Linked DNA regions of Homo sapiens: region 2 is linked to region 1. The links are chromatin loops, found by intact Hi-C in ENCODE. Cell type or tissue: PC-3. All regions are shown on one strand. Each heading gives the region's core, and the rest is flanking DNA. Links, peaks and the distances in the headings are about the cores only.

Evidence for each region. Peaks named below come from ENCODE experiments on the same cell type or tissue, not always from the same donor. Only the 100,000 strongest peaks of a DNase experiment are listed, where the experiment ranks them.
Region 2: it touches region 1 in a loop (6-fold over the local background); 4 of 110 quality-filtered maps call a loop at or near these places.

Annotation. Positions count from the first base shown.
Region 1 is chr3:16,284,356-16,296,929 of GRCh38, forward strand. It overlaps OXNAD1 (oxidoreductase NAD binding domain containing 1), which reads left to right. Exons shown (of 9, transcript NM_138381.5): 5 at 1,987-2,093; 6 at 10,501-10,642. LOC107986065 (a long non-coding RNA gene) reads right to left here. Exons shown (of 2, transcript XR_001740608.2): 2 at 12,303-12,574. Among named protein-coding and RNA genes, the nearest start is that of OXNAD1, 25 kb to the left of the region's middle. RefSeq lists a silencer at 1,906-2,045. In PC-3, for the core only: a CTCF peak has its summit at 6,144 (motif pointing right); a DNase peak (open chromatin) is centred at 6,136.
Region 2 is chr3:16,595,463-16,608,036 of GRCh38, forward strand. It overlaps DAZL (deleted in azoospermia like), which reads right to left and starts at 9,961. Exons shown (of 11, transcript NM_001351.4): 1 at 9,741-9,961; 2 at 2,990-3,136; 3 at 2,625-2,716; 4 at 2,028-2,079; 5 at 1,526-1,589; 6 at 1,288-1,427. The coding sequence starts at 9,743. In PC-3, for the core only: a CTCF peak has its summit at 5,971 (motif pointing right); DNase peaks (open chromatin) are centred at 5,519 and 5,989; H3K4me3 peaks cover 274 bases; H3K27ac peaks cover 408 bases.

The DNA.
Region 1 (12,574 bases), core at 2,389-10,388:
CATTAGCTGATTGTCATTGTGCAGACATAGAGTGTACTTAAACAAACCTGGAGGGGATAGCCTACTACACACTTAGGCTAAATGGTATAGCCTATTGTTCCTAGAGGACAAACCTATATGCATGTTACTGTACTGAATATTTCAGGCGTTTGTAACACAATATTTGTGTGTCTAAACATAGAAAAATAGTAAAAATCTGGTATTATGGGATCACCTTGTATATGTGCTTTGTCGTTGACCAAAATGTCGTTGCACAGCACATGACTGTACATTATAACCAACATTAATGAGTTCTGTGGGCCAGCAGCATTGTAAGTACTTTTGTCAGTATTATCTCATTTAATCCTCCCAGCAACCCTATGAGGTATAGGTGGTATTATTCTCATTTTATAGCTGAGGAGGGCTAGGTAACTTGCCCAGAGTCACACAGCTGGTAAGCGGTAGAGCCAGGACTAAATACCAGGCAGTCCAGCTGCAGAGCCCATGCTGTTAACAGCCATATTCTGCTGCTTACTTTATTTTGTTGCTGAATTGCTTTGAATTGCAAATGGCATTAGATGTAATCTTTGATGAAACAGGAATGTACTAAAGGGAGGAAAATTGAACATGAAGGAAAGGGCTGGTGGTTGCTGATGGAGCAGTGTTTCTGAGAGAGTAGGCAGGACTAGGACCAAGAGTGCAGGTAGAGGGTCAGTAATGGAAAATTACCCCAGTTGATTTTTAGGAGAGGAGCAAGAGAGGGTTGACAAAAATATGGAGAAAGAAAGGTTAGGTATTTTGCAGGAGGGAGAGAAAGGTAGATAATACTAGAAGATACTTTGAGGTGGTGAGAGAGACCACCATCCATCATGAGAATTATCCAGTGGATTTTTGAAAATGGTCTCCACTAATAGTTTGATGAGATTTAGTAGTCCTATTGGAGTAGAGGGCCTGCATGAGCTAGCATTAGGATGGGACGTTCATTGACCTTGACAGATTTCCAAAGCACCCTTTGGTGGAGCTGTGAAGGTCACACTTTCCAAGGAGAGGGCTATATTTTGGTTAGTTGCTGATTTGCTGCCACAAGTAAAGATGAACAGACATAGAAGGTTGAGGAAGGAAAGAGTCATGTTGTCTTTTTTCTTTGCTTGTGAAGATGTCCCAGGCTTACAGGACAAAGAAACACAAAGCAGATGAAAGAATAAAGGAAATAGATACCTTTTGAATTTGAGGGGTGTTGAGCCATGAATGGCACATACCTGCATAGCTCCCGAGTCAAACCTATTCAAGGCTTTCCAGAAATCAGATACATCATGTAAAAATAGTGCTTCTCAAATTATCTGTAGGGAAGGGCTCTTTTTATTGTTAAGATTGTGATCTGTTTCCATTTTATAAAATATCGTGTGATAAAAAATGAATTTGAAAATTAATTAAAAACAAAGACATGAAGAATGCAAACCCATTTTGTTTTCTGTTACTAGACTCAATAGGCACAAGATTGTTCTGTGAAATTGTTAAAAGTTTCTAAGTGCCTGCTTTTGATTTCTGAAATTAGCTCTTTGTGGGCTCCTTACACCCCCAGAAGCAAGAGTGGGCCTCACTTTGCCCAGTGCTGATGGAGAATTTAACGGCAGCTCCTTGATAAGACCCTGGCTTGTTTACAGAGTTCCAATTCCCTGAGCTCTTCCCAGAGTGCCTAGCCCAGTGCACAGCACATTGTGGATACTCATCAGATAAATGCCGGTTAAAAGATCCCTTGAATAGATGATTTTTGAATGTAGGATAAAATTAAATTAGTATGATAGCAAGTCTCTCAAAAAAAAGTTAATTAAAATGTATTCACATGGTGGTAGGCTGAACTAAAGCAAAGTGTGTTTTACCTTGTTTGGCAATTTTCAAAAACCACATCTTTGTAGGTTTCAAAAACCTTAGTTCTCAGGATGCCACCATTTGTCCCTTGTGCTGTGTACGCACTAACCTCAGCCACAGTTCATCTTTTGGTTTTAGATTGTGTCAGCAGCTAAGGTGTGTGGAGCTGCCAGTGAGTCACCGTCAGTGAAGAGCCTCCGCTTGCTTGTTGCTGATCAAGACTTTTCCTTTAAAGCTGGCCAGTGGTAAGTGACTTTTCTGTGTTCCATGTATGTATGTTCAAGAAGGTGCCATCAGATAGAAGGTATTATTTTTTCTCCTGGAAAAGGCTAGCCATTCCCTTGAGGAAGAGGAATTCTAAATCATATCTGCTCAGGGTGAGCCTTTGTTGGCACAGAGGATCTGATTCCTTTTCTGGCCTCAGAGCCCACTTGGGTTTTGAGCCCGTGGCTCCCTCAGTCGTATATGAAAATTGCTGTCTTGTGTTTTCCACATTCAAACAAAGCTAGTTCTGGCCCATGGAACTGACAGCTCTGATAATTAGACTCTTCAGGAATGGTTGCTAACAGAATGCACTTCAGTAATCTAATCTCCTTGAGTTACGTGTTGCAGGAGATTCATAGGTTTTTTAAAAGTAGTCTTCTTCGTGTCCAATGCAGAGTAAACAAAGTATCCTGAAGAGAAGAGGAACTAGTGATGTCATCACAGGGCTCACTACCCTCTTGACTGAATTTGTCTATCATATGTACCTTATTTGGGTTGAATTTAAATACTTTGCCTAATTTGTTATCAGGATTCCCCAGTCAGGCCCAGCTCCCCAGAACCCCCACACAAATCATAAGTCTGTCCCATTTGACTCGGGACTGATCAGCATGCTGACTGGGTAACATTTCCTCCGAATGGGGCCTCCCTGAGCTTCAATTCAAGTTCAATTGTAAGGAAAGCAACTTGAATTTCCCTAGGAAAGGTGTGTTTGGGTGTGTGTGTCCTTTATTTTAATAAAGCATTCATTTCTAAATGGATTTCTGGCATGTCAGTCTTGATAGTGTTTCTTAGGAGTCACTTGACTAATTTTGGCAGTCCATCTGGAAATGTGGTTTTGTTAGAAGGAGGATGTGTGATAATAGCAAGTGTGATAATAGCAAGAGTTAGCAGTCTTGTGTGTTAATAGTTTGCCTTTGAATTTAGAACTAGAAAACAAGATGCTGATTGCAATAATTTGGGTTTGTGAAGCAATTTACTGCAATCTTTGCACATGTTCGATGATACACATTAAATGCATTTTGCCTGTTTTAGGGGGCGGGCAACATATTTACCCTTCAAAAATGGTTTAGCAGTCATTATATTGAAAAGTGGAAACTTTAATTGTAATGATCTGTTTTCCATATTTCCTTTCTGTGGAAATGTTTGTGTCCTGTGCAAAGCACTGTCTCCGTGCCTTCAACTCTGAATCCTGCCAAGACTCAGACCCAGCCTCCTGGTTAGGAAAAGCCTGTGCATTGGTTATTGTGCTGCCACCGTGGTGTGCCTGCAAGTGTAATGCACTTGCTAACCTCAGTTACCTGATAAGAAAATGTCCTCATTCCCTAGTGATATTTGTAGAAATAGAGTCCTACTGTGATTCTCAAGATGAAATGATTTGGGATTGGTGTCATGTATACCATCCCAATGAATGGATTTGGCCATTTCACTGAATTTAGGCCTGGTTTTCGTATGTGCCTGTCAGACTTCTTCGGAGGTCGGACTTGGCGGGTAAGGATCACTGGCTGGTAGTGTGTGACGCTTTCCCTCCCAGGTGTTGATCAGCATTCATTCCAGGCCCCTGGGCCCTCCTCTTTCAACAAATTTTACCCTTACCATTGATTTATGGTTCTAGGGGTTGTGAGTTCCTTTTGATATTTGACCTTATGGTCACAGAATGGCCATTTTGCTGAGGTTGGCGGTGTCTGTCCCTTCCATGCTGTTGCTTGAATGGCTTTGTGCTCTAGGCTGTCTCAGACCATCAGCTTGGTAGTAACAGCCATGTGGTACTTTGGAGAAGAGGGCAAGGATTAGGGATAGGAAGTGAGGATGTGGCTGCCATGCAGTTTGTGTAGGTAGGATTATCAGACTGGAGAGCTGCTAGAAATCAAGGAGAGGGTTGCTGTTGGGCTTATCTTTGGGGTAAGAGATTGGGCCGTGATTCCACATCTCTGAATTTTTGACCAGTGGCTTCCTCTGACACCTACCAAACTCTGAGAATGAGGTTCCAGGCACAACTCTAACTAAATAAATGAATGTTGTCTGTGACTAGCTGGAGCTTTGGCCACAGATCCCCATGTAGACACCTTCAGCATAGATCAGATATAGGCCTCAAGGGGCTCTTTTTGCACTACACTGTATTCTTACTGGGCCTTGCAGAGAGGGCTGGTTCCTGTAGCAATAAACCAGTTCCAAGAACTGTAGCAATCCAATCCCGAGAGAAAGGCCAAAGGCAGAACCACCTCAAAACATCTCTCACATGAGCAGGGTTGAACTTCTTGGTTCATCTTACTAGTAGGCCTACCACTTGCTAGCTCCTTGGTGAGGCCTGCCCTTGACCAGAATTCCTCCTCCCTTGGGGTGGAAAGCTTGGCACTCACTCTTGGGTCTGGAGCATGCCACCACTGGTCCTCACACAGTGTGCAGCTGCCCTGAGTTTCTAGATTCACATTTGGCTGTGGTGCTCACTGCCTGCCTCTGGCATTGGTTATGCTACTGTGGGTAGCAGTGTATTGTCGCCTAGTGCCCTGGAGACTGCTCAGCTCACATGCTTGCTTTCTACCAGCCAGCTCTGTGATGTGGTCAGTTTCCTTATTTGTCTGGGCTTCAGTTCTCATATCTTCAAAGAGGGAGCAGTAGTATTCCTACGTTTTGGGATATTTAAAGTGTTTAGCATAATGCCTACTGTTAACTTCATTTGTTTGATTTTAGCTTTTGTTATTGCTAATAAGTATTTCATTCAGTTAGATCATATGTGCTGATAAGGCCCAGGGGACAGATTCCAATTCTTATCTCCTTGGTCAGTTTCCCTGCACTGAAGCTGTTGATTGGAAGAGTGGCAGGCCAGGCAGGAGTGGGGGCTTATCACCACCATGTCACCACTGATGCCCCAGTCAGTACTCAATCCACACTTGGCTGGGTATAGCTTGCCTCCTGAGGGGAAGTAAGGCCAAAGCATTTTCACAGAGTGGAGGGAATTCCTGGTCCTAGTGTGTCTGACTTTCTACAAGATAACATAAGTTTAGATGCTAGAAAGCAACTTTGAGCCCTGCTGAGAGAAAGAGGACACCAAGAAGAAACACTGGAGGAGCAAGATTAGAGAAATAAGACTTTATACCTACCCTTGAGCAGGGCTGCCACACTGTAGATAGATAATATCCTTGCAACCTACACAAGCATGTGTGGCAGCCCTGATTCTCACAGGACTGCACATAACATAGCACTGTATTCCTTGGCATCTTTTTCAAACTGTGTCCTCCCCCATTACTCATCTGGTAAGCATTGTGTGTCTTTTAAGACTGTTTAAAGGGCATCTCTTCTGTGAAGTCTTTCTTAATTCCTGTACTCCTGGTAGAATTGACTCCTCCTTCCTCTGCCTTGCCTCGCTACGCTAAGCAGATTTTATCATTGCCCATTTAATTGTATGTATTTGTTAATTTTCCTCCTCTTAGAGTGGGTTCATTGAGGGCAGCAACTAAGACATATGTGCATCTTTGTACCTCCAGCAAGTACCACAGTGCCTGTATATGGTAGGCAGGTGCTCTCTTAGATGTTTGCATTAAGTGAATGAGTGAGGGGCTCTGAGAACTGTAGGCAAGGACTAAAGAGTTCTGGGATCTCATAGTATAGCTGCTGTGTGCTTGGCACTGGGGCTCCCTTTGTGGACAGGACCTGGCTGCCTGGTGTGTCATGGTTGGATGTGGACATCCACTGCTTCACCGCGCACCTAGGCTCCTTCTGCATACACTCACTCATTGGGTATATAGTAAGGGCTTTAACTCATGGCTCCAAGAGTGCTCATCCTGCAAAGGACATTTTTAAAGGTGTGTGTTTAAGGTATAATTCTTTCTTGGACAGATGTTTTATGAAATATGTATTGTGCATATTTTCTTAAATCCATTCAGATGAAGTTTTTATGTAACTTAAATTCTTCTGTATTTTTTAATGAAGGAGTCCTTTTTTTCCAAAGGTAGCTTTCCAGAGTTACTAGAGAAGAGGGTTGGTTCCCTTTCATTCAACTGAGAGAATGGCCTTCATCAGCATTGAGCAGCAGAGGGCACTGTAGTTCAGGAGATGAAGCAGCAAAAGTAGCTTATTAATGTATTTATTTTTTAAACATGGAAATAATGGAGATTTTTGTATACCTCCTCTGTGATAGCATATAGCAACTGTGTTAACAAATGCTAACGATAGTCTTTTAAATTTTTATCTTGTCAGAAATGAAAAGAAAGTTAAAGTACTCATGGAAAAGAGTCAAGTGAAAATAGGTTAAAGTTGGCCAAAGACCTTTTCTGGAGCACTTCCAATCCAGAACTGGTTTTTAAACACTTATAATAAATGACTGGAAATGTAAGGCCATAGACTGCAGGAGAATATTTTTTTAAGGTCATAGATCAGATTAGAGAACATCTTTTGCTTTTCTTTTAGGCCTGTATGTAGGTAAGCAACTGGGGAAGGATGATACTTTTTGCTCTTGTGATGGCTGTGAAACACCTAGATTGGATGTTTATGTTTCCCAGATATGGGGATGAGAATTTTTTGTGGTTCTGTGTTCCAATACATTTTTCTTGGTATGTGACTAGGTTTATTGCATTTCCTAGAATCCTCACCAAAAAAGGGTTTCTGTGGCATAGAATTATTGAAAGCTTGAAACCCAGGAGTTCTAGACTACAGGATGTGGTTAGAAGAAAAGAAGGAAACGTTAAGACTTGTGTAACTCAGAGGCCATATCGGCCTATTAAGTCTGTCAAATACTAGTGGGAGAGTTTTTGTTGCTTTTCTTGACCCTTTTTTCATACTTTTTAAAACTTAAAAAGACTGTTATGTTGAGATATATTCATATAAAATTCAAACATTTAAAGTGTACAATTCAGAGGTTTTAGTATATTAACAGAGTTGTGCAGCTATCAGCACAATCACATTTAGAACATTTTTATCCCAGAAAGAAACTCTGTAATGATTCTTATTCATTCCCTATCCTCCTGCCCGGCTTAGATGACCACTAATCTATTTTGTCTCTATGGATTTGTCTCTTATAGACATTTTATACCAGCAGAATCATACAATACAGTGTGTGGTCTTTTTGTGATTGGCTTCTTTCACTTAACATGATTTCAGGGTTCATCTATGTTGTAGCCTGTATCAGTACTTCATTCCATTGTATGGATATGCCACATTTTGTTTATATCTTCATTAGCTGATGGACATTTACATTGTTTCCACTTTGGGGCTATTGTGAATAATGCTGCCATGAACATTCATGTACAAGTTTTTGAGTGAACATACAGTTTCACCTGTCTTAGGTCTAAACCTAGGCATGGAATTGTTGGGTCATATGCTAACTAACTAACATTTTCAGGCACTATTAAATTGTTTTCTAGAGTGGCTGTGCCATTTTACATTCCCACCAGCAATGTATAAATGTTCCAATTTCTCCAGACCCTAACACTATTGTTTGTCTCTTTGATTATAGCCATCCACGTGGGTGTGAACTGCCAGCTCATTATGATTTTGACTTACATTGCCCTAATGACTATTGATGTTGAACATCTCTTCATGTGCTTATTAGCCATTTATATGTCTTCTTTGAAGAAATATTAATTTAAAGTATTTTGTCAGTTTTTTATTTGGTTGTCTCTTTATTACTGAGTTGTAAGAGTTCTTTATATAATCTGAATACAAGAACCTTAATATTAATAGATATATTATTTAAAAATATTTTTCCCATTATGTAGATTGTCTTCTTAACTTTTTTTTTTTTTTTTTGAAATGGAGTCTCACTCTGTCGCCCAGGCTGGAGCGCAGTGGCACGATCTCGATTCAGTGCTACCTCTGCTCCTGGGTTCGAGTGATTCTCCTACCTCAGCCTCCCAAGTAGCTGGGACTACAGGTGCATCTGCCACCATGCCCAGCTAATTTTTTTATTTTTAGTAGATACGGGGTTTTACCATGTTGGCCAAGCTGGTCTCGAACTCCTGACCTCAGGTGATCCACCCACCTCGGCCTCCCAAAGTGCTGGGATTTGTATAGGCATGAGCCACTGTGCCTGGCCCTGACTTTCTTGATGATAACATTTGTAGCACAGAGTTTTAAATTTTGATGAAATCTGTTTCTCTATTTTTTTTCCAACCCTTTTGGTTTGGGGTCATATCTAAGAAGCCATTGCCATGAAGTCTTACTCCTGTGTTTTATTCTAAGAGTTTATAATTTTAGCTCTTACATTTAAGTTTCTGCTCTGTTTTGACTTAATTTTTGTATATGTTGTGAAATAGGGGTCCAAATTCATTCTTTGTATGTGGTTATTCAGTTCTCCCAGTGCCACTGTTGAGTAGACTGTTCTTTTGCCATTAAATTGCTTTGGCAGCCTTGTCTAAAATCAATTCACCATGAATTTAAGGCTTTATTTCTGGACATTCCGTTCTTTTCCATTGATCTACATGTCTGTCCTTATGTCAGTACAACAGCATTTTCATTACTGTAGCTTTGTAGTAACTTTTGAAATCAGGACCTGTGAGTCCTACAAATGTAAACTTCTTTTTCAAGATTGTTTTGATGATTATGGGTTCCTCAAATTTCCATATGAATTTTATGATCAACTTGTCAATTTCTACAATGAAAACACCTGGGGTTTTAGTAAGTATTGCATTGAATCTGTGGATCAATTTGAGGAGTATTGCCATCTTAGCAATATTTAAGTCTGCCATGCCATGAACATGGAATATGCTTCCATTTACTTAGATCTTTAATTTTTTTCCAATGGTGTTTTGTAGTTTTTACTGTGTAAGTCTTACACTTATTTTGTTAAATTTATTCCCAATTATTTTATTCTTTTTTATGCTATTATAAGTGTAATTGGTTTTCTAAATTTCACATTTGGATTGTTCGTTGCTAGTGTATAGAGATACAGTTGATTTTTGTCTGTTGATCTTGTATCCTGCAAACTTATTTGAATTTATTAGTTCTAATATCTTTTTAGTGAATACATTAGTATTTTCTATATATGACAGCATACCATCTGCAGCTTCCACCTCTGCAATCTGAATGCCTTTTATTTCATTTTCTTGTTTACTTACTTTGGCTAGAACCTCTAGGACAGTGTTGAGTTGGAGTGGTAAAAGTAGACATCCTTATCTTGTTTCTCTTAGGGGGGAAACTTTCAGCCTTTCACCATTAAGTAGGATGTTAGTTGTTCTGATCACGTTTTATTTCATTTTCTTGTTTACTCACTTTGGCTAGAACCTCTAGTACAATGTTGAGTTGGAGTGGTGAAAGTAGACATCCTAATCTTGTTTCTCTTAGGGGGGAAACTTTCAGCATTTCACCATTAAGTAGGATGTTAGCTATGGGTCTTTTGTAGGTGCCCTTTATCAGGTTGAGAAAGTTCCCAATTATTCCTAATTTGTTGAGTATTTTTGTTATGAAAAAGTGTTGGATTTTGTCAAATGTCTTTTCTTGACTATTGAGATGATCATGTGGGTTTTGTCATTTATTCTACTGAGTGGTGTATTACATTTATTTATTTTCAGATGTTAAACCAACCTTGTATTCCTGGAATTTTTGTACCTAAATTCAGAAGGGATACTGGTCTATAGTTTTCTTTCAATGTCTTTGTCTGGCTTTGGTATGAGGGTAATACTGGCCTCATAAAATGAGTCGAGAAGTGTTCTCTTCTGTTTTTGGAATAGATTTTGAAGGATTTGTATTAATTTTTAAATGTCTGATAGAACTTAACAGGATGCCATCTGGACCTGAGCCTTTCTTTTTTTTTTTTTTCTTGACATGAAGTTTCGCTCTTGTTGCCCAGGCTGGAGTGCAGTGGCGCAATCTTGGCTCACTGCAACATCCACCTCCCAGGTTCAGGTGATTCTTCTGCCTCAGCTTCCCAAGTAGCTGGGATTACAGGCATGCGTCCCTACGCCTGGCTAATATTTTGTATTTTTTTTTTAGTAGAGACGGGGTTTCACCCTGTTGGTCAGGTTGGTCTCAAACTCCTGACCTCAGGGGATCCACCTGCTTTGGCCTCCCAAAGTGCTGGGATTACAGGCGTGAGCCACTGCGACTGGCCTGGGCCTGAGCTTTTCTTTGTGGGAAGTTTTAAAATTATTAACTCAATCCTTTAACTTGTTATGGGTCTGCTCAGATTTTCTTTCTTCTTGAGTCAGATTTGGTAGTTTATGTCATTTTAGGAATGTGTGCATTTCATGTAAGTTAGCTAATTTTTTGGCATATAGTTGTTCATGGAATTCCTTTATAATTCTTTTTATTTCTATAAGCTTTGTGATGATATCTCCTCTTTTATTCTTGATTTTAGTAATTTTTTTTCATAGTCTTGCAAAGGTTTGTCAATTCTGTTTAATTTACCAATTTTTAAAATTGCTTCAACAATAATCATTTATTTGGCTTTCTTTTTAGGGTTGATTTCTTTATTCCAGGAGTCTCTGTGGTTGGTGGGTTTTCAATATGCTCCAGTCCCAGACTGCTAGAACAAGAGAGAGTGATAGAATTGGCAGTGAAATATACGAACCACCCTCCTGCCCTCTGGGTTCACAATACGGTAAGCACACTGCCTGTTTAAACGCGATGATCTGGGTATCTCTGCCACCCACAAAATTTGTGTTAAGCTCATTTGATTCACCTAAGAAACCTGGGCTTGAGTAAAAGGGTACATGCCCAGAAAGAGCTTCTAAGAAAGGTCAAAGAAACTTTGATGCATTAAGTATGAGTCAGAGACTTTGGGATCTGGAAGTATTTTCTGGGTCACCAAACGGTATTCAGTTGAATACTGCTTTAGAATTAAAATATTTTATATTTTAGACAAGTTCTAAAAAGTTGGCTCTCTGTGTCATGTAAATGGTAAATCTATAAATCAGATTATTTTGTCCTAACCATCCTAAATAAAGGGAATTAAATTATTATTCTGTCATTTTTGGAGGGGAAACTATCTGATTACATAGTACTGCTTCTTCCCAGAGGTGAGCACAGCTAAATCCACGGTGCCATTGCCTCTCTATTTCAGTGTCTGGAAAGCTCTTCACTCGGGATTCTGAGAGAGAATCCAATTTGATTGCTGTTAATAACTCTTATTTCACCACAGGGCTCAACACAATCCTACAGAAGCTGCCTGTCATTACCTACTAGAACTCTGATAACAAAGAATGAGCTCAGAACAGATCAGTTACTCGTTGTCTTAGTTTTTGACCCTTCTATCCTTTTCACTTATTGCTTTTTCTATTCTTTTCCTTTTCCTTTCACTTCCTCTTCATTGCAAGAGTGTCTTCTATATTTACCAACAACCTCCATCCCAACCAGGCATTTTCTTACCTTCTTTACCAAAAACACATACCAGTATAAATATGGCTTCAAAAACAGCATTTTCCTGTTTCCTGGAAATCATTGAAAATCAATGAAGGAAAAAGAAAACAAAACCTCTATTTTCAGCAAAACTTGGAAACACACTGTAGTATATTTTTAAAGGTTGCAGAGAATTTTTGGGTTTCTGTAGGAGCCACATGGAAATAAGTAGAGGAGAGAGGCCGAGTAGCAAATTTCATAGAGCACCAACAAAAATACATGAGGGAGTGGGGTGGGACTTACAGCTCTTGCCTGCAAAGAGGGTATGGAAACACAGTTGCGTTTTGTGGCTGTAGAAGGCCCACCTGAACGCAGCAAGGTTCAGTTAGGAGAGAAGGCACGCAAAGAATCACACAGGCAAATCATGTTTGTAGGAACTAATATGTCCTGTAGTAGCTGAAGAGAGCTTTTATGTTGTGAAAACCAGCTAGCTTAGGATACTCTCTGGCCCATCCCCCAATGTAGGACCCTCTTGCAAATAGTCCAAAAAAAAGCACAGTTCATTTCAATCCCATGAAAGAAATCAAAGAAGACATGAGTAAATAGAGAGATGTACTGTGTTCATAGATTGGAAAACTCAACATAGTAAAGAAGTCAGTTCTCCTTAAATTGATTTACAGATTTAACATAACAATAATCAAAATCTCAACAGGATTTTTTATAGATATGGACAAAGTGATTTTAAAATTTATATGGAACAAAAAAGGACCTAGGATAGCTAAAACAATTTTGAAAAAGAAGAATAAAGTGAGAAGAATCACCTTAATCAAATTTAAGATAAAGCTACAGCATTCAAAACAGTATGGTATTGGTGAAAGGAGAGAAACACATCAAATAATGTTACAGAATGAAGAGTTCAGAAATAGACTGACATATATGGTCACTTTATTTTTGACAAAGGTGGTAGATTCAATGGAAAAATTGAAAGGCAAAAGGATAAACTTTTCAACAAAAGTTCTGGAACAATTTTGCATCTAGATGCAAAAAACAAAAAAACGAAAAACCAAAAACCTTCAACCTAAACCTAAACCTCATACTTTATATTCAGAATTAACTCAAAACGGATTGTAGATCTAAATGTAAAACATGGTACTATAAAAGTTCTAGAAGAAAATGGGATATTTGGAACTTGAGG
Region 2 (12,574 bases), core at 2,733-10,732, 310 kb after region 1:
AAAATATGAAAACTTTTAAAATATTTTTCTATATACAACAATGCAGAATTCTAAATGCATGACTGACTTTATGAAGAAAGAAATATTCTCTGTCAAGTGTTACCCTTTGGGTGGGGAGGGGGAACAGACAAATGACAAAAGAAGTGACTATTTCAACAGGCAAAGTTTATCATATTTATACTGTGTACTTATTCCCACCCAGAAGTTATTTTTTATACTGGTGATAAGGCTCTATTCAGACAGACTTCAATGTAAGTTAAATTAATACATTTGCTATTTCTTTGTCAAAATACTTCTAGACAGTTTTGTGTTTGACAATATTATAGGGTAATATGTAGTCCTCCTACAGATGCTATGGCTTTTTCTGTACTTCATTTCGAAGAACTAAGGGCTGTATATAATCCAAAACTGGAAAAGAAACAGTATAATGTCTTATATTTTTCAATAAATAGCTACTGATTGAAAACATATAGGTGGCAGCATACACGAATACACCCAGATGCAGTAATGACTCACAGTAAATGTTAGAAACAAGTAGGGCTTTTTTTTTTCTAGCCATTGTTCAGAGAAGGAGAAAGAAGAGGAGGTACACCCTACACATTTCAAGTACATGGAAAATGTCAATGAATGAAAGACACTGAAGAACTATTTCACTCCTGTTTTGCTACTTTATTTTCCAGCAAAGACAATGTCTTTTAAACTAAATCGTTAAATAAAATGAACTAAGAAGAAAATGTTATTTACCACCAGTAAGTGATAGTATGTCAAATCCTACTTTAAATATCAAAGTAACCAAGATCAGAGAAATTATATGCCAGAAACTCACAGGATTTACATAGTAAAACACATCAGAAATCTACCCATTCCAGAACCAGAATATATCCAGAAGTCAGCAATTTATATGAGGAGGCATCTGGAAATCATTGCAAATAAAGAATAGCTAGATGATTTGCTAACCTTAGAGAAGAATATACTAGACAGACACATAACGATAGCTGCTTTCAAATGCTTTAGGAACTAGTTATATGGGGGGAAAAAGGAAGAGATTTCTTCATGTGTCTACAGAGGTCATTTCTAAGATAAAGACAAAGTATACAGAAGATCTTTAGCTCATATAAAGAACAACACTAAGAATAAGAAATTTCTAACAAAAGTAATAAATTTCCCATCACTCAAAGTATTCAAACAGGGATGCCATTACCACTTACTACAGAAATTGGATGTAATTCCACAGAAGGTACGATGACTACAATAAACAAGAGAATAGGAACGTTAAGCAATTCTTACCTGAACATACTGAGTTATAGGATTCATCGTGGTTGTGGGCTGCATATAAGTTTCAGTGTTTGGATTAGTCCAGACATTCTGAAACTGTGGTGGAGGAGGATGATTAAAAACCAAAGGACGTGGCTGCACATGATAAGCACCTTTTTGAAAAGCAAAAAGAAAAGGCCTATTTTTAGTTCTTTGAAAAGCTACACAATTTCTTTTATGTTTAAAAAGAACAATTTCTTTTTGTACTCACATAAATTTTGTTTCCTGATTGCAGGGCCCAGCTTCAGCTTTTTACCATGGAAATTTATCTGTGACTGAAAATAAAACAGTAACAAAACTAGAATCAATTTTCAAGTCTTTACTTCCAAGACTTGGATGAACACCTAAAGTCTTCTAAAATTCCTATTATCATAGAAGATCAGTGATAACTACACACCAAATTAAAATTTGTCATCATGAAGCTACCTTACCCTTATTTCTCTAATCAGTGTCAAGAGGCATCAAGTGAAAGTTGATCAAAAACTTTTCATTACCCTGCCCTGTCTCCAACCCTTCCTGTCTGTAGTTCATGAACCTAGGTGCCCAGTCAAAAATAAACAGGTTCTAACAAGTTATGTAAGATTCCTCTAAGTTTGGATTTTTTTGACCAGAAAGTGTATCGTCTTCCAAATTTTACACAAGACTGAGTATATCACTTGACACTAAACATTGTATCAATTAAACAAATGAGATTTTTCTATTAGATTACTTACTTCTACTATCTTCTGCACATCCACGTCATTAAAAAATGAAACAAATCCATAGCTATAAAGGCAGATAAATGAAGTATAAAATCACCATCATACAGTACATGGTTCAGAACTTCTACTATATACGGAAGTGATCATGACTAAAATATGAATAATATACTATGCTAAATATTTAAGATGTACATGATAGATCCTCTACAAATACTGCTTTTTCTTCATCTGAACTATGTCAATCAAAATGTGCTAAGATTAGGGTAGTGTGAAAACTTCATTGATTAACAAAGAATTCATATCCATGAACCTGAATTTAACTTACTATCTAAGACAAGGTGGTTAAAATTTAAGATACTGTGCAATGTATGAAGAAAACAGTTCTTTGAGAAAACTGATTAATTCATTTGTATGAAATAAAGATTGAAGATATTCAAAAACAAACATTAGAAAAATGATTAAAAGAGCTGGCAATAAACTTTTATCCTCTACATGAAAGAAATTAACACAGCAACAAATTTATGTTAAGTGTCAGAATACCAATTTTGAAGTCTTCTCTGATACTCTATACGTGGCTAGAGTTCAGATATTTTTGATAAAATTACTCACCCTTTGGACACACCAGTTCGATCAGTGATTATCTTCACTTCTTTCACTGAACCATATCTAGCAAAGAAGCTTCTAATCTCAGTTTCATCCATCTATGGAAAAGAATTGAACTTCAAGAGTAAAAATTCAGCATTCAAAAATTTTAATTTTACTAAAAGAAGGTTCGATGATGTGACAATTTCTCCCCCATTTATCCCCAAATGACCAGTAGCTCTTTGTCAAAGATATTTTTAGTACCTATGGGTCAAATGTAAAACCAATTCTAAACCTCCATGAAGTACAAAAAAACCTTAAGTTTGTAACAGGGCCCAAATCCCATTATTCATAATGCATTTCAAGGTAAAAATGAGGTATGAATACAATACCCTAACATCAATTCCTCCAACAAAAACAGTGTTTGGCATGATTTTGCCTTCTGGTAAAATATAGCCTTGGCTGGTTGCAGCTGATGAGGACTGGGTGCTGGCCTCTCTGGAGATGGTTGAGTTTGGAGTTTCAGGATTTGCAGTAGACTGTAATTTGGAAAGTAGACATCATAATTAGATACACAGGAAAAACCTATACATAATGTGAAATATAATTTTTGTATTTTAAGTATAAAATATTTTATATAAATTACTTTCATTCTAAGTTAGTTCAGGCTCAGGATTTAAACTTATCAGAGTAGATCAGCATGAAATTTTAATGAAAGGATATAGTACTTTTTTTTTTTTTTTGAGAGAGTCTCGCCCTTGTCACCCAGGCTGGAGTGCAATGGCGTGATCTCGGCTCACTGCAACCTCTGTCTCCCAGGTTCAAGCGATTCTCCTGCCTCAGCCTCCTGAGTAGCTGGGATTACATGCGCCCGACACCACGCCCGGCTAATTTTGTATTTTTAGTAGAGATGGGGTTTCTCCATGTTGGCCAGGCTGGTCTCGAACTCCCGACCTCAGGTGATCCACCCGCCTTGGCCTCCCAAAGTGCTGGGATTACAGGCGTGAGCTACCACGCGCAGCCAGGATACAGTACTTTCTTAAACCCAGTATTGCTCATTACCGAGTCTTGCACAATGCTGTGGAAGAATACTTAGTATTTGTGAAAATACTATGTGAATTACTTAAAAAAAAAACAAACCCAAAATTGGAAAGTTCAGATTTGTAAAAATCAAAATTAAAATCATCCTGTTCTATATTCATAAACAACTTTTCATTTTACTGAGTACACTAATAAAAAGGATGACAAATATTAAAAAACTCCAAAAAGCCACATCAAAAAGAAAATAAGCCTCAAAGTTTTAAACCAATTTGTCCTGCTTCGCCTTTTTCACCAAAATTAACATGAATTTTTACAATTTTAACGCTGTGTTAGTATGCCTGCTTTACTTTGGAAATGGATCATGGAAACATTATTTGCTCACATGTCACAGCTCCTTCTAAAAAAAGGATTATAATCCTCTTCCCTAATGCTAGGGTGTTCAAATCATTTTTTGAAATAACATTTTTCTTCCTAACACCAAATCAGTCCCACTGATAATTCTAATTATCACAGTAGGCAGATATAAATTATACCATCTTTATTTTCAGATAAAGAAACACACATATAACTCATTTTTTCTGGATTTTGATCAGAACTGTCTTTATTCTTTCCGCAGTAGACTCTAAGGCTAATGTAAAATTTTCTGAAGTAGAATTTGTAAGTAATATATATGTTGGAGAAGCAATATAGCAGAGTGAAACAAAAATTAATTTAGTCAGGAGATCTAGGTTTATGTCCCTTACAGGTAAGTGGTTACAAGCCACTTACTTGCCAGCCGTGTATCTCTGGGCAAACTGCTTTGAGAAGGAAATGAGATAACATCTGTGAATTCATTTTGTAAAGTATAAAGTGGTATATCAATATAAGTTAGTGTCCTGTTATTTGAATTTATTTTCAGATTTTTTTTCAAGTTTCTTTTTTGGCTTTACTATTTTAGCTGACTTATCTTGAAGATACTTTTAATTAAGAACGAATTGAAACATCAGGAAACTATGAAACATCATTAATTTAAAAATCATTGGTGAAGTGCCTGTTGACTACAAAAGGTAACTACAAAAAGCTGCAAAAGAGAAAGCTATTACACATATACCTGTCTGAAAGAAAACAAGACAAAAGAAAGCAACTGTTATCTTTTTGAAAAGCACAGTAATTTTATAGGAATTAATAAGAAAGTAGAGTTCCTGCTTTGTTAATTAGATGCTAGAAGTTACTGATTCTACACAGCTTTACTAGAGATGAAATCTAAATTGTCAAATCAACTAAAGCTGAGTTTATTGCTTTTCTCTATTCGTTTGTGCTTATACTTGCTATTTTGGGTTTGTAAATAATTCCTAATTCTTTCTTTTAATAGTGGTATTTCATGACAATGATGTGGAAGAAAAATTTAAAAACTATTTCTACAGTTTTTCCTTTCTAAAAATGTCTTACGTTGTTTTTCTAAATGACATTAAGCTGCGTATCTTGAACTATTAGGAACCTGATTAGATTTCCCCCCTACAGACAATTTACCAATCCCTTCTCAGTTCATTCAGAAATCCCAAACAGAATAAAACAAAACAAAATAAATTCTGAAATTCTTGTAGTTTTTTCTCCTTTTCAATTCCCCCTTGATTTGTGGATGAACTTTGGATATGTTTTTCTTTGATAAACAAGCTATATATACAGTATTGTCTCTGCATCACAGTGTTTGGATGTATTTTAATTTAGAAGTGTAACATCTGGCAGAAAACTGTGTCAGATTATAAGAGGTCATGATAATGCATTGATTCTCAACTGGGGAAGATTTTTGAGCCCTGGGGGCATTTAACAACGTTTAGAGATTGCTTGTCACAACTGAGGTGTATTCCTGGCATCTGATGGGCTGAAGGCCAGGAATACTACTGCACATCCTACAATGCAAAGAAAGCTTCCTACAACAAGGAACTATTTGGTCCAAAATTTGAATAGGGTGTGGTTAAGAAACCTTGTGACAGTGCCACAAGAATTGAGGAGGAAAATTATTGTTTGGGAAGAACCTGATTTCCATTGTTCAGTAAAGTAAGTCTTTTCAGGACCTCAGTTTCCTTGCTTGAAAATGAATGGTTGGAAAAGATCTCTGGTGTCTCTTCTAATTCTCATACCCTATACAAGAGTAAAACGGATACTTGGCGACAACAGTAGTTTGGTAAAGAGGAAAAGAGGCATTTGATATTATTAGGAAGTCTGACTTTGGCTTGGATCTTACAAACTGGCTGCCTGCTTAACTGGAATCGTAAATATAAAATTCATAGGATCACTTTAATAGCGTAATAACATCTTAAATTAAGGAGGCACCATCATGTCCTAGTTCTCAGCCAGCAGGTGGCGCTCAAAGCTAACAAAGTAAGCAATGTACTTCATTTTTACCACGGCTTGATTAGCAAGGGTTGTTAAATTCCTACTGTATTTATACATAATTATAATGTATATATAAAAATCCACAATCAATAGACAAACTTTGGTGAAACCGTGGCCAAAAATATAAATGAATGCTTAGGATAAGCAAAAGCTTAATTTTAAAGAAAGTACCATCGTAACTGTCAATAGCATCCTGAAAACAAACTGCATTAAAGAAGTAATTTTCTTAATCATACCTTCAAGTGAGTTGGTGAATTTTGAAATGAGAAATGTTGGAATAGTAAACGGGTGAGCTTCAAGACCATCATATACACAACTCTCATTGTTATTTATAGCAAACATATTCCTTGTTATATTTGGACAACCAAGTGACAAAGACAGCTAAAAGCTGGAAAAAATTATTATGTAACTCCTGGGATGTCAGCTTCTTTCACAGTATTATCTAATTCAATTACTATGTGAACATGAAAGCAAACTGAGATTTATATAAACTGACCAGGAAAAAGGCTATAATTTGTAGTTATCAAAGTTACGTTCACACCAATAGGAAGGAACGAATAAAGAGAATGCTAAAATTAAGAAAATATGACATGAAAATCAGAATCAAAACTTTAAGTAAATCCAAGAGTAGATTCTTGGGGAGTTGGGGGTGGGGAGGATGAAATTCAAGCAATAAACAATCCTGGCAAAACTAAGCAAGAAAAGGCAAGAAAGCAAAAGGATATATGAGACCTGAGAAATGGGTTATGACCACAGATTATAAAACAATGCTATGCATAAACTCTATAGAAATAAATTTGGAAATCAACGACATGACAAACTTGTAGAGAAATTTAAATTTTTACAAAACAATCTTGAGAAAAAACACCTAATGATACCTGGCTCAGTTTCCGTGGGAGTTTTTTCAACTTGTAAAGAAATAGATAACTTGGGTGTATGTTTGTGTCAGAGAGAGGTGCACATACACATCAGACACCAGAAATAAAGACAGAAAACACAGAAGAGGAGATTAAAAAATTCAAACACTTTTCTTCAATTTTCAAAGAGGAAAAAAGTATTTCTCAACGCATTTTACAAAGCTAACAGCATATAAGTAACAAAGCCTCATCAAGATGAGCCATCCCTGCCCTCAACACAAATGCAAAATTCCAGCAGTATATAAAGAATATAGTTTATATTGGAAATGCAAGAATACTTCACAGGATATTGTTACTTTAACTCACCACTGAAAAAGCATTTGACAAAATACAGCATTCATTTTTAAATTATCTAAATATCCAAGTAAAACAGAAATAGAGACATCTTATTTTCTATCAATCTAATTCTACCCTATCATTAAGCTTAAAGTGAAATACTAGAGTCATCTCCATTGAAATTAGGAATAAGGTAAGGGCACCTCCTTATTACTACTATGTATTTTTTTCCACTATGTATGACAAAGGTGAACATTAATACAGTCTTTATGAATCAATACAAATAAAAATAAAAAGGAAGTTTAAAAAGCTAATGATCGATCAACTTCATTGATGATTTTTAAAAGTGCACATCAACATAGTAAAATATTTTCCAGCTATTAGGTTGACAATTCAAAAAATCCTAATACCTTTCATTGGAAAGGGTGTGGAAAAGAGATCACTCTACACACCATCAGTGGGAAAATACTGATACATTCTTTACACCAAGAGTAGCTTGGAAAAGATGTATCATAATTTGATAGGCGAGGATACTCATCACTATACTAATGAGGGGTGTAACTTAAAATTGTTACCAAAGGGGTAAAGCGCTTTCACCCAGCAATTCCACTTACAGCAATTCATCTCAAGGAATTAATAATACAAGCATGCCAAGATATTTACACAAGGATATTCATAGCATTTTTTTTTTTTTGAGACTGAGCCTCCCCTCTTTGTTGCCTAGGCTGGAGTGCAGTGGCATGATCTCAGCTCACTGCAACCTGCCTCACAGGTTCAAGTGATTCTCCTGCCTCAGCCTCCCGAGTAGCTGGGATTACAAGTGCGCACCACCACGCCTGGCAAATTTTTCTGTTTTTAGTAGCGATGGGGTTTCGCCGTATTAGCCAGGCTGGTCTCGAACTCCTGACCTCAAGTGATCCACCCGCCTCAGCCTCCTAAAGAGATTGATTACAGGCGTGAGCCACCGCGCCCAGCCCATGATAGTATTGTTTTAATATTGAAAAAGTATTCATCATAAGCGAATTCGGTAAAATAATGGTATAATTTTTAACATATACTGAAAATTAAAATTATCTTCAGAACAATGCCCACATCAATTGAAAGATGCAAGTTGTAAAATAGTATTATGCAGCACGGTGTAACTCTTGTAAAAGTTGGCCCATCTATATGCAATACATGCATAAAAATAATCTAGAAGGTCATACATGTACCAAAATTTAACGGTTATAAGTGTTGGGATTAAGATGGATTGCTATTTTCTTACAGCGATTGTTTTCAAATGAGTAAATATGATACTTTTATAATCAGAAAAATAATCCAATGAAACAATTCGGATTTAACTCTAAAAATGAAAAGTGTTATAATAAATAATTACTTACAACTCAAGGTGATTACTTTTTATTAGCATGGATAACTATATGTTGCACAATTACACATAATAGGTGTTTATTTTTATTTTAATGTTTATACATGGTAATATAAACTGTGTATAAATTTCCTCCCTGAAGAGACTGAGAATTATCAATGCAGACACACACACAGCATGTAATACGCGCGTTCGTGACTCAGTGGTTGGTCTGCGTGTTCAGAGCTGCATCTTGTGGTGGCGCTGAAGCAACGCTAGGCATTTACCAAACTCACAAAAACGCACACCCAACGCTATCTACCAAATGGACATTTTGTCAAAGGATCCTGGTTTATCGAGAGGGAAAAAACCGTACCCAGAATTTAAAAATTCTAAAATTCTTAATGGTAACTGCTGAAACCAACCTCGTGCGGCAAAGATGGCGTCAGGCGAGCTTTTCTGTCGCCGCCACACGAGGGAGCCGCCATCAGCAAGTCCCCCGCAGCTGACAGGCGCGAGGGGACCAGAGGCACTTCCGGCCCAGCCCCCTCAGCTACAGGGCCATGCCTTCAGGACGCCCCACACCCCACGCTGAGGCCCCCACGAACCCCGCCCACCCCACCAAGTACAGGGACCAGGAGGGAACCACTTCCTAAGGAAGCTCCGGCCCTCGAAGTTTAAGAAGGCAAGTCCCTCAGCAGGCCCGCCGCCATCTTGCGGAGCCACGGGGAGAGCGCGCCAGAAATGAGGCTGGCGGGGCGGAGGCGCGTGGGAGTGGGGGAGGGGCGGAGGCGCGTGAGTGGGGGAGCGCGTGGGAGTGGGGGCGGGGTGGGGCAGTCGGGGGTGGGGAACCCGCACCCCAAACCTCTGCCAGTAGAGAACCCGAACCGGGAAATGGGTGCCTCAAGAAGGCCGTGGCCCTTGCACGTGGCCGGCGAGGCAGCGCGTCCTCGGGGCCCACCCCCACCTTGCCGCCCTTGGCGTCCCGCGCCTGCCTCTCTGTGTAGGCCGCGCCACTGCCAGGCCGCCTCTCCCAACTCTGTGGGCCATGGCTGTGGTGCGTCCAGGCAGGTGCCCCCCAAACAGGAAAGCCGAGGATGACTTCACTTTCCGACCCTGCAGAGCCGAGTTTCACCCACGAGTGAAGACTCCGCCAGCCTTGCCCCTCGGGCCTCTCCCTCAACTCACCATGATGGCGGCAGGCAGCAGTTCCCGACCGGCTCCAGGAGGAGCAGAGGCTGTGCTTGGCGCACCACTTCTGGGGCTGCTGTGAGGTCCGCTGGAACCCGCTGCGCGGCTTCGAGTGGTCAAAGGAGCCAAAGATGAAGAGAAAAGGAAAACCAAGAGCGGGTGACAAGGCTGAGGAGCCCCGAAAGGCGGACCGTCAGGCTGAGGAGCGCAGGCGGACTGAGGCGTGGTCCGCGGGGCTCAGGGAGGTGGCTCCTGCGCCGGGTATCGGGGCGCGTGGTATCGGCCTCAGCCAATGGGTGGCAGCGCCCCGCCCCCTGCGTGGGGGGGCTGCGGGGGACGACGGCGCCCACGCGGCGGGGGCGTAGGGTACGCAGCGCGTGTGCGCAGGTCCGGTGCCTCAGTCCCAGGAAGGCGCCGCGCTCACATAGACCCACAGACACACACATCACCCCCAAAACACCCCTAAAATAAGTATGCATACTGAAATGTATGGTATAGTTTACAAAAATGATAATCTAATGTGTCTAGGCTGCAGTTTCCAAATGGCTTCTCTAAGGCACAGGGTTAGCGCCATCACTTTTAGCTTCACACTCACCCCAAAATCTTTTTTAAATGCCTACAGAAATAAATCGAAGCAAGTCTGTGGAAAACAGAAGGAGACATCAACAGGCCAGAAACTTGCACTCCTTTCTGTCAAGTTTGAGATAGAAGGGGTTGGATGGGAGGAAATGCCAGTTTGACATTCAGGATGTTTGTTCTTTCAAGAAATAGTTACTGAGTGCCTGTGATTACCAGGTACAGCAGATGCAGGAGTGAACAGAATAACAGAACATGTGTTTGCTCAGGGATCTTACATTTTAATGGGAGAATTCACCTTCCAGGCCTTACAGGAAGGCGCTAGGCCTGCCTAGAGAATTCTAGAACATTCTTAAGGTCAGAATACGGGCGTAGAGCAGGAGCAAGCTGTGGGCCAGTTGGTGGAGCCCATCACGTAACTTCGGGAACCACTGCAGCACCTTAGCTATACACACAGGGCTAAGTAGCTATGACCTTTATCCACAAACTTCACTTCTGTACTGACGGAAAGCATTAAAATGTTACTTTTTGAGCTGGCAAAACGGTGGACTTCTATAACGTGAGCAGTATCTCATTACTAACACCTAGTAATGCGGGATTAAAATAAAACGTTTTATTTTCAATATGCAGCTAAACCCATAAGAAAAGAAGGGAAATTCCAAGTACCAAAAATAAACTGAAAACCAGAGCAATGACTTATTCAACTGATTCTTCTCCTGCCCGGGATATGGGGGCTGGGCTGTAGGGCAGCCAGTCATACTAGTTTGCCCAGGACTTACATGATTTTAGCACTGAGAAATTCCTACGTCCCTAAGGAAACCAGAAGGATTGGTCATCCTAGGTGTGGGCAAAGTGTTGTTACTCTCTGTAACTTGAGATCTGGATGTTTAGTGGTAGGAGGTAAGGGCTCAGGGTGGGAGCTGGAACTGAGTACTCTGCAAAACGCCATTGTCCCTAAAATCCTTAGGAAAAGGATGGAGTAGGGAAAATGTGAAACACCCATGGCGAGCAGATGAGGAGGCTTGTCCCATCTCTGGATGAAGAAAATATGTATTTAACTCTGATTAAATTTCAAAACCCTAGACCTGCATTTCATCAACGTTTGGAGTTTAAATCTATAATATATTATTGGAATCCCCAAGCCAAGAAATGGATCCTCCTACACCATCACCCTCTCTCCTGCCTTAAGAGATCCTAGACATGGGGCATCTAGAATGCCTGGCAGAAGCAAACATAAAACCGACTTGAATGAATGCTTCTGCAACCTAGGCTGAAAGTGATTCTCATAAGAAAATGACCCTTTAATGAAAAGCTCACAATAAAAAATTATACAATACTACTTACCTTGAATAAGAATGGCATACGAAAAAGAAAGTTAAAATGTCAAAAACTAACAGAAGCAGCTTCTTTTGCATTGTGTATACGTGGTTTTTTTTTCTTTTTCTCAGTTTTTTTCCTCAACTTATTTGGAGTAATGCTCACGCTCTGGCTCTCTCTCTCTCTCTCTCTATGTGTGTGTATATGTATTATATTAATTATTAATTATTAATTATATTATATTAATTATTAATTATATTATATTAATTATATTATATTAATTATATATATATATATATTTTGAGACAGAGTCTCGCTCTGTTGCCCAGGCTGGAGTGCAGTGGCGCAATCTCGGCTCACTGCAAGCCCCGCCTCCTGGGTTCATGCCATTCTCCTGCCTCAGTCTCCCGAGTAGCTGGGACTATAGGCGCCTGCCACCAAGCCCGGCTAATTTTGTTTTTGTATTTTTAGTAGAGATGGGGTTTCACCGTGTTAGCTAGGATGGTCTCAATCTCCTGACCTCGTGATCCGCCCGCCTCAGCCACCCAAAGTGCCGGGATTACAGGCGTGAGCCAATGCACTCCGTATTTTTAAGTGATTTGTATTACTATTTTAAAATGTAAACTTAAAATATAAAGCTAATAAATAGCTTTACTTTCTTCTTGAATAATGCAAAGGCCTTTAGGATGTCTTAGCTCTACACACCCTCCCCTCTCTCAGTTTATAAGTTATTCACTATTTTAGTTCTATCCTGGTTTCATCATATAAATTAGACGTCGTTTTTTAGACACACCCACATATGTAACAACATTTTGCTTACCATTTCTTTGCATATCTCAGATCTTCCTTCTGAATCATTTTCCTTGTGCCTGTAGCAAATTCTTTAGAATTTCCTTGAATGAGAGTGTGATGTGGTAAACCCTTGCGTTTTTTTCCAC